Linked DNA regions of Homo sapiens: region 2 is linked to region 1. A link is an interaction called in ENCODE POLR2A ChIA-PET data of the cell type or tissue named here. Cell type or tissue: Panc1. All regions are shown on one strand.

What was found. ChIA-PET counts read pairs that join two places held together with the same protein. Peaks named below come from ENCODE experiments on the same cell type or tissue, not always from the same donor. Only the 100,000 strongest peaks of a DNase experiment are listed, where the experiment ranks them.
Region 2: POLR2A ChIA-PET joins it to region 1 with 10 read pairs; 2 of 35 experiments call an interaction of 5 or more read pairs at or near these places.

The regions. Positions count from the first base shown.
Region 1 is chr10:102,587,272-102,591,271 of GRCh38, reverse strand. The region is part of intron 3 of SUFU (SUFU negative regulator of hedgehog signaling); the gene reads right to left. Among named protein-coding and RNA genes, the nearest start is that of TRIM8-DT, 54 kb to the left of the region's middle. In Panc1, no CTCF peak of the experiment used is centred here; no DNase peak of the experiment used is centred here.
Region 2 is chr10:102,804,748-102,808,747 of GRCh38, reverse strand. The region is part of intron 2 of WBP1L (WW domain binding protein 1 like); the gene reads right to left. Among named protein-coding and RNA genes, the nearest start is that of CYP17A1-AS1, 26 kb to the left of the region's middle. In Panc1, no CTCF peak of the experiment used is centred here; no DNase peak of the experiment used is centred here; H3K27ac peaks cover 767 bases.

The DNA.
Region 1 (4,000 bases):
TCCTCGGCCTCCCAAAGTGCGGGGATTACAAGTATGAGCCACAGCACCCAGCAGAGATCACTGCTTCTCAGCATATGGAGAGCTATCTCATTCTTTAAATGGCTGTTCCAGAGTTCACTATGGTCTGTCATTCACGATCTCGGAATCTCAACAGTTGAGGTATCTTTCTTCACTTTTTATCAATATTTAAGGTAAGGCAGAACACACACATACACACACAGACACACCTTTTCCATCCAAGATACGGCTTCAGTTATTGGTCCTAACCTCAATAGTGTTCATTCAGGCAGGAGAAGGAAGACTGCTTCATCTGAGATGTGATAATACAGGGGAGAGGAGAAGGCACAGCTTCAGGTAGAGCCAACTAGAAACCCCTAAATTTCCAAATTCCTGCTAGGCCCACTCTTCCCAGAATCTCTCTCCTTTTACGTAAGTGTGTTTCTACAAGCAACCTGCATGTTCTGCAAGCAAGAAACAATGCAACAGGTAAAAGGAATGAATAAGTAATTAACCCCCACCAACAACATACACAATACAAACAGTCCAGGTCCACCAGATGACTCCACTGGTAAATTCTGCCAAAGATTTAGAGAAGAATTAATATCAACTTTTCGCAAACTCTTCCAAAAAATAAAAGAAATAATTTCTAATTCATTCTATGAAACCAGTATTACCATGATATGAAAAGCAAAGGTAAGACAAGAAAAAAAACAACTATAGACCAATATACTTTATGCATATACAAACAAAAATCCTCAACAAAATACCAGCAAACAGAACCCAGCAACATATAAAAAGGGTTATACAGGCCTGGCGTGGTGGCTCATGCCTGTAATCCCAGCACTTTGGGAGGCCGAGGCACGCGGATCACGAGGTCAGGAGTTCAAGACTAGCCTGGCCAACAAAGTGAAACCCCGTCTCTACTAAAAATACAAAAAATTAGCAGGGCGTGGTAGAAGGCGCCTGTAATCCCAGCTACTCGGGAGGCTGAGGCAGGAGAATCACTTGAACCTGGGAGGTGGAGGTTGCAGTGAGCAGAGATTGCGCCACTGCACTCTAGCCTGGGTGACAGTGTGAGACTCTGTACTCTGTCTCAAAAAAAAAAAAAAAAGAAAAAAGAAAAAAAAAAAGAAAAAGTCGGGGGGGAGGTGGTTATACACAATGACCAAGTAGAATCTATCCCAGAAATGCAAGGTTAGTTATACACAAGAAAATCAATGTAATACAGATTATAAAAATTACTACATGATCATGTCAATAGACACAGAAAAAGCATTTGACAAGATCCTTTTCATGATAAAAAAAAAAACTCAGATTTGGAATAGATGGAACTTCCTCATCTTGATAAAGGACATTAACAAAAAACCCCACAGCTAACATCATACTTGATTAATGGTAAGTGACTGAACTAATTCCTTCTACGATCAGGAACACGACAGAGGTGCTTACTCTCACCACTTCTATTCAACACTGTATTAGAGTGCAAGCCAGGACAATTAGGCAAGAAAAAGAAGTACAAAATAAAAGGCCAGGTGTGGTGGCTCACGCCTCTAATCCCAGCACTTTGGGAGGTCGAGGCAGGTGGACCACCTGAGGTCAGGAGTCTGAGACCAGCCTGACCAATATGGTGAAACCCTGTCTCTACTAAAAATACAAAAATTAGCCAGGCGTGGTGGCGTGCACCTGTAGTCCCAGCTACTCGGGAGGCCAAGACAGGAGGATTGCTTGAATCTGGGAGGCAGAGGTTGCAGTGAGCCGAGATCATGCCACTGCATTCCAGCCTGGGTGACAGAGTAAGACACTGTCTCAAAAAAAAAAAAAAAAAAAAAGAAAGAAAGAAAATACTTCCAGATTGGAAAGGAAGAAGTAAAACTGCCTCTATTCATGGATAGCATGATATTGTATACAGAAAACCTTAAGGAATGTGCTAAAAATTACTAGAACTATTAAACAAGTTCAGCAAGGTTGTAGGGTACAAAAACAATATGCAAAAGTTATTTGTATTTGTATATACTAGCAAGGAACAATCCAAAAACAAAACTAAGGCCATGCATGGTGGCTCATGCCTCTAATCCCAGCACTTTCAGAGGCCGAGGTAGGAGGATTGCTTGAGCCTGGCAGTTAGAGACCAGCCTAGGCAACAGAGCAAGAACACCCATCTCCATACACACACACACACAAATTAGCCAGGCATGGTAGTGCACACCTGTAGCTGCAGCTATCTGGGAGGCTGGAGCAGGAGGATGGCTTGAGCCCAGAAGTTGAAGGTTGCAGTGAGCTATGATCACATCACTGCATTCCAGCCTGGGCAACAGAGTGAGACTGTGTCTCAAAAAAATAAATAAATAAATAAATAAACAAAATAAAAAATGAAAGTAAGAAAAACAATTCTTTCACAGTAGCATCAAATATAATACAATGCTTCATTTAACAAAGGAAATGAAAACTTATACTCTGAAAACTACAAAACATCATTGAAAGAAATTCGAGAAGACCTACATAAACGGAAAAATATCCAACATTCATGGATCGGAAGACTTAGTGTTGTTGAGATGGCAGTATCCCCAAATCCATCTACGGGTTCAGTGCAATCCCTATGAAAATGCCAGGTATGCTGTTTGCAGTAATTCACAAACGGATTCAAAACTTCACGTGGAAATGCAAGACACCCAGAATAGCCAAAACATTCTTAAAGAAGACGAGCAAAGTTGAAGGTCTTAATTTTCCTGATTTCAAAACTTGCTACAAAGATATAGTCACCAAGTCAGTGCGGCACTGGCATAAGGACAGACATTTGATCAATGTAATAGAATTGAGAGGCCTGAAATAAACTCTCACATTTGTGGGCATTAATTTACTTTTCTTTTTTTTTTTTTTTTGAGACAGAGTCTTGCTCTGTCGCCCAGGCTGGAGTGTAGTGGCACGATCTCGGCTCACTGCCAACTCCACCTCCCAGGTTCACGCCGTTCTCCTGCCTCAGCCTCCCGAGTAGCTGGAACTACAGGTGCCCGCCACCACGCCCAGCTAATTTTTTGTATTTTTAGTAGAGATGGGGTTTCACCATGTTAGCCAGGGTCTCGATCTCCTGACCTCGTGATCCGCGTGCCTCGGCCTCCCAAAGTGCTGGGATTACAGGCGTGAGCCACTGCGCCCAGCCTGTGGGCATTAATTTTCAACAAGGGGGCCAAAACAATTCGATAAAGGAAATAGTCTTTTCAGCAAATGCTGCTAAAAGAACTGGATACTCACACGCAAAAGGATAAAGTTGGAGCTCTTTCTTATATCACAAACAAAAGTCAATTCAAAATGGATCACAGACCTAACTGTAATAGCTAAAACTATAAAACTTTTAGAAGCAAACATTGGAGTAAATCTTTTGACCTTGGATTAGGCAAAGGTTTCTTCCATACAATATCAAAAGCATAAGTAACAAAGGATAGGTAAATTAGACTTCATCAAAATTAAAACCTTTTGTGCTGGCTGGGCGCAGTGGCTCATGCCTGTAATCCCAGCACTTTGGGAGGCTGAGGTGGGCAGATCACCTGAGGTCAGGAGTTCAAGACCAGCCTGGCCAACATGGTGAAACCCCGTCTCCACTAAAAATACAAAAAAATTTGCCGGGCGTAGTGGTGGGCACCTGTAATCCCAGCTACTCGGGAGGCTATGGCAGGAGAATTGCTTGAACCCGGGAGGAGGAGGTTGCAGTGAGCCGAGATCACGCTACTGCACTCCAGCCTGGGTGACAAGACCAAGACTTCGTCTCAAAACAAAACAAACTGTTTGTGCTGTAAACAATACCATCAAGAAAGTAAAAAGAAATGCAAAGCAAAATCACTTTTGAGATATCACTTTATACCCATTAGGGTGACTATTAATAAAAAAAAGAAAACAGAAAATAAGTGCACAAGTGTTGGTGAGGATGCAAAGAATTTGGAATCCGTGTGCATTGCTGGTGGAATATAAAATGAAGCAGCCGCTGTGCAAAACAGTACGGCGGTTC
Region 2 (4,000 bases), 220 kb before region 1:
TGTATGCCTCTGTAATACAAGAATCACTAAAGTTAGAGGTGGAAAAATTCTAATTGCCTCAGGTCCATCTCCTCCCTAGAGAGTGTAAATGATTTCCTCTGCTCTCGACATAATCCTAATCGGGTACAATTCCATCTCCCACTGCCACAATCAACTCTCCCTCCCTTTGGCCTGCCCTTGCAGTAGATGCAGGGCCATTAGCAGCCGCTTCTTCCTCCCTGCTCCAGGGAAGGGTGGCGGAACAGAGGCCAAGCCCCACAGCTCTTTACTTCCCTCTGTGCTGTCTCTGGGATCATACTCAGAGAATCTCAGCAAACCCCAATATAAGACCTCCTCTCCAATTTTTAAATGTGTGGCACAAAAGGCTTTTAAATTTTTTTTTTAATTAATGAGGAATTTTGCTTTTCACATAACACACATACACATATACGCACGAGGGGGAAAGAACTGAAAGGAAAACAAAAATAATGACATCTTTAAATGACAGAATAAGAAATTTAAATTTTCTTCTTTTGATTATTTTCTTTCAAAATATAAAACTAGAAACAAATTAATTTTCTTTTTTTCTGAGACAGGGTCTTGCTCTGTCACCCAGGATGGAGTACAGTGGTGCGATCACAGCTCAACCGAAGCCTCAACCTTCTGGGCGCAAGCTGTCCTCCCACCTCCACCTTCTGAGTAGCTGGGACTACAAGCATATGCCACCATGCCTGGCTTTCTCCCTGTGTTGCCCAGGCTGGTCTTGAACCCTGGGCTCAAGAGATCCTCACGTCTCAGCCTCCCAAAGTGCTAGGATTACAGGTGTGAGCCACCGCGCCCGGCCAAAACAAATTAAATTTTAAAAATATCTATGACTAATTTTACTTTGGCTAGCTTTTTTTTTTTAATCAATAATTTCTGGGTAGGTTTTTAAATTCCTCTAGGAATATGGCTATACAATGAAATAATATGAATCATTAAAAAATTACTCACATAATATTATTTTTGACATACAAAGAGTTTCTGATATTAAATGAAAAAAAGCAGATGACAAAATAAAATATGATCCTAACTTTTGCTTAAAAAAAGTACGTATGGCTGGGCGCAGGGGCTCACACCCTGTAATCCCAGCACTTTGGGAGGCCAAGGTGGGCGGATCACGACATCAAGAGATCGAGACCATCCTGGCCAACATGGTGAAACCCCATCTCTACTAAAAATAAATACAAAAATTAGCTGGGCATGGTGGCACACACCTATAGTCCCAGCTACTTGGGAGGCTGAGAATCGCTTGAACCCAGGAGGGGAGGTTGCAGTGAGCTGAGATCACGCCACTGCACTCCAGCCTGGCAACCGAGTGAGATTCAGTCTTAAAAAAAAAAGTATATATGGACAGAAAAAGGAGGGGTATGGTCAGGAAGCTCTAACCATGGGGTAACTCTGGATGACAGACAGTACCTGCTCCTTTGTTCTATTTCCTAATTTTTCTAAGATGGACATGTGCTTCTCTGTAGTAAAAAGAATATTTTTTTCTCAACTAAAAATGTATCAAAGGAATAATTTTAAGATGAGTTGTTACTAAATGAGAATAGATAATATTGTTTGTTCTCTATTCTTGAAAAACTTCCATTGTTTTCCATTCCAAATGCTATGTGTATTTTTTATCATCTGCTTTGTAATTATAAATTTGTGTTTAAAATTTTAAAAGTAGTTCCACATGTATCTCTTGTCAGAATGAGTTAAATCAAGTTAACCTTGTTTAAAAAAAGAAAAAAATGCCTCCCTCCCCCACAAAACAGACTTGTAAAAATGAATAAATCCTTGATGTTTTTCCCCCTTATTTGTATATACACAATTTTCCAAAAGATCCCTTGGCATTTAGGGTGTGGCATCTGGCGACAGCTCTTTCTCTGTCCCCCTGGAATGCCCCCATTGAATCTCCTCACAAAGCTGCCCTCCACCAAGTGGGGCAGGACAGTGACATGCCCCCCAGCCCCGGCAGGCTGGCAGTACCATTCCACGGCACTTAATTGCTTTCAGTGGGTATCGCTGTTCAACCAAAGCTTCATGCTGCAGCCTTGCAGCAAGAGAACAGACAGAGGATTTTTTTCCCTGTTACCCATCAGCAGACAGGAAAATCCATTCCTAACCAGAGACCATAAAGTGAACTTAGCAGTCTCCTTTTTGGTCTTTCCCGGTTCACTAGTCAAACTTGCTTAACTTATGTTTCTTTCTTTATGAATTCTGGCTGACTTAAGAGTAGACACTGGCAGAGGAACCCTTGCAGAAGGGTGGAGAGGCTGGAAAGGAGTTATGGAGGTGAAACTGGCTACAGATGCAGTTTGATAACATCTCCTAGGGTTGTTGGGGTGGACACTCTGCTTAAGAACCTGGCTGCATGTGTATTTCGGAGTCAAGTCTAAATTATTCTGGGCTGACAACCATTTTGTATTACCTATACTTCTCTTACTTTCTCAGTGTAATCTCACAGTCCATTATACTTCTGTGTTACTTTATAACTTTTTTTTTTTTTACTTTATTGTTATTTATTTATTTTTTGAGACAGGGTCTCATTCTGTCGCTTAGGCTGGAGTGGCAAGGGAACTCAGCTCACTGCAACCTCCGCCTCCCAGGCTCACGTGATTCTTGTGCCTCAGCCTCCTCAGCAGCTGCAACTACAGGTGCGTGCCACTACACCCATCTAATTGGTTTTTTTTTTTTTGTATTTTTAGTAGAGACAGGGTTTCACCATGTTGGCCAGGCTGGTCTCAAAATCCTGAGCTCAAGTGATCCGCCCGCCTCAGCCTCCCAAAGTGCTGGGATTACAGGTGTGAGCCACCGTGCCAGGCCAATTTTTTTTAACTTATTTTTAAGAGACAAGGTCTCACTGTCACCCAGGGTAGAGTGCAGTGGTGTGAACGCAGCTCACTGCAGCCTTGATCTCCTGGGCTCAGGTGATCCTCCCGCTCTGGCCTCCTGAGTAGCTGGGACTACGGGCATGCACCACCACACCCCACTAATTTTGTTGTTGTTGTTGTTGAGATGAGGTCTCACAAGGTTGCCCAGGCTGGTCTCAAACAAACTCTGGTCTCAAGCAATCCCCCTGCCTCAGCCTCCCAAAGTGCTGGGATTACAGGTGTGAAATACCAGAGATGGCCAAACTTTAAAATTTTAAAAGTACATTCTCCCGTTAGGTAATCAGCATCTGCTTGGCGCAGTGGCTCACAACTAAAATCCTAGCTACTTGGGAGGCTGAGATGAGAGGATTGCTTCTTGTGAGGTCAGCCTGGGTAACACAGCGAGATCCCATCTCTAAAAAAAAAAAAGATAGCCAGCATCTAACTCTACTAGTTTTTTACCTGGCCACCAGTCATTTTTTCAATAGTTCTCTACCTAAAGGTAAACCAACTTCTAACTTTTATACTGCAATATATATGATCTATTTCACAGCTTTTACAATTTTTTAAAAAATTTAATTAAAATAAATTTTTGAGACAGGTATTACTCTGTCACCCAGGCTGGAGTACAGTAGAGACCAGAACTCACTACAGCCTCCAACTCCTGGGCTCAAGGAGCCCACTTTAGCCTCTCTAGTAGCTAGGACTACAGGTGCACACCACACCTGGCTAATTTTTAAATTTTTTGTAGATATAGGGGGGTGGTCTCACTTTGTTGCCCAGGCTGCTCTCAAACTCCTGGCTTCAAGTAATCCTCCCACCTTGGCTCCCAAAGTGCTAGGATTACAGGTATGAGCCACCACACCTGGCCAACATGGTTGTTTTTGTTTTGTTTTGTTTTGTTTTGTTTTCCCCGTTTTAAAGAAAATCTCATGCATTGGTTTTCATGTTTGCCAAGTATTTCTGCTTCTTCTCCTTCTAGGCATGTGGGTAGGCTTGAACTTCCTGACCCCCTTGTGACTGGGTGAGGCTTTGGGACTAAGTCTAACTAATGAATTGAGATTGGATGTGATATATGTCACTTAGAGGCCAAAATGTGTCTTGCTAATATGAGACCCTCCATT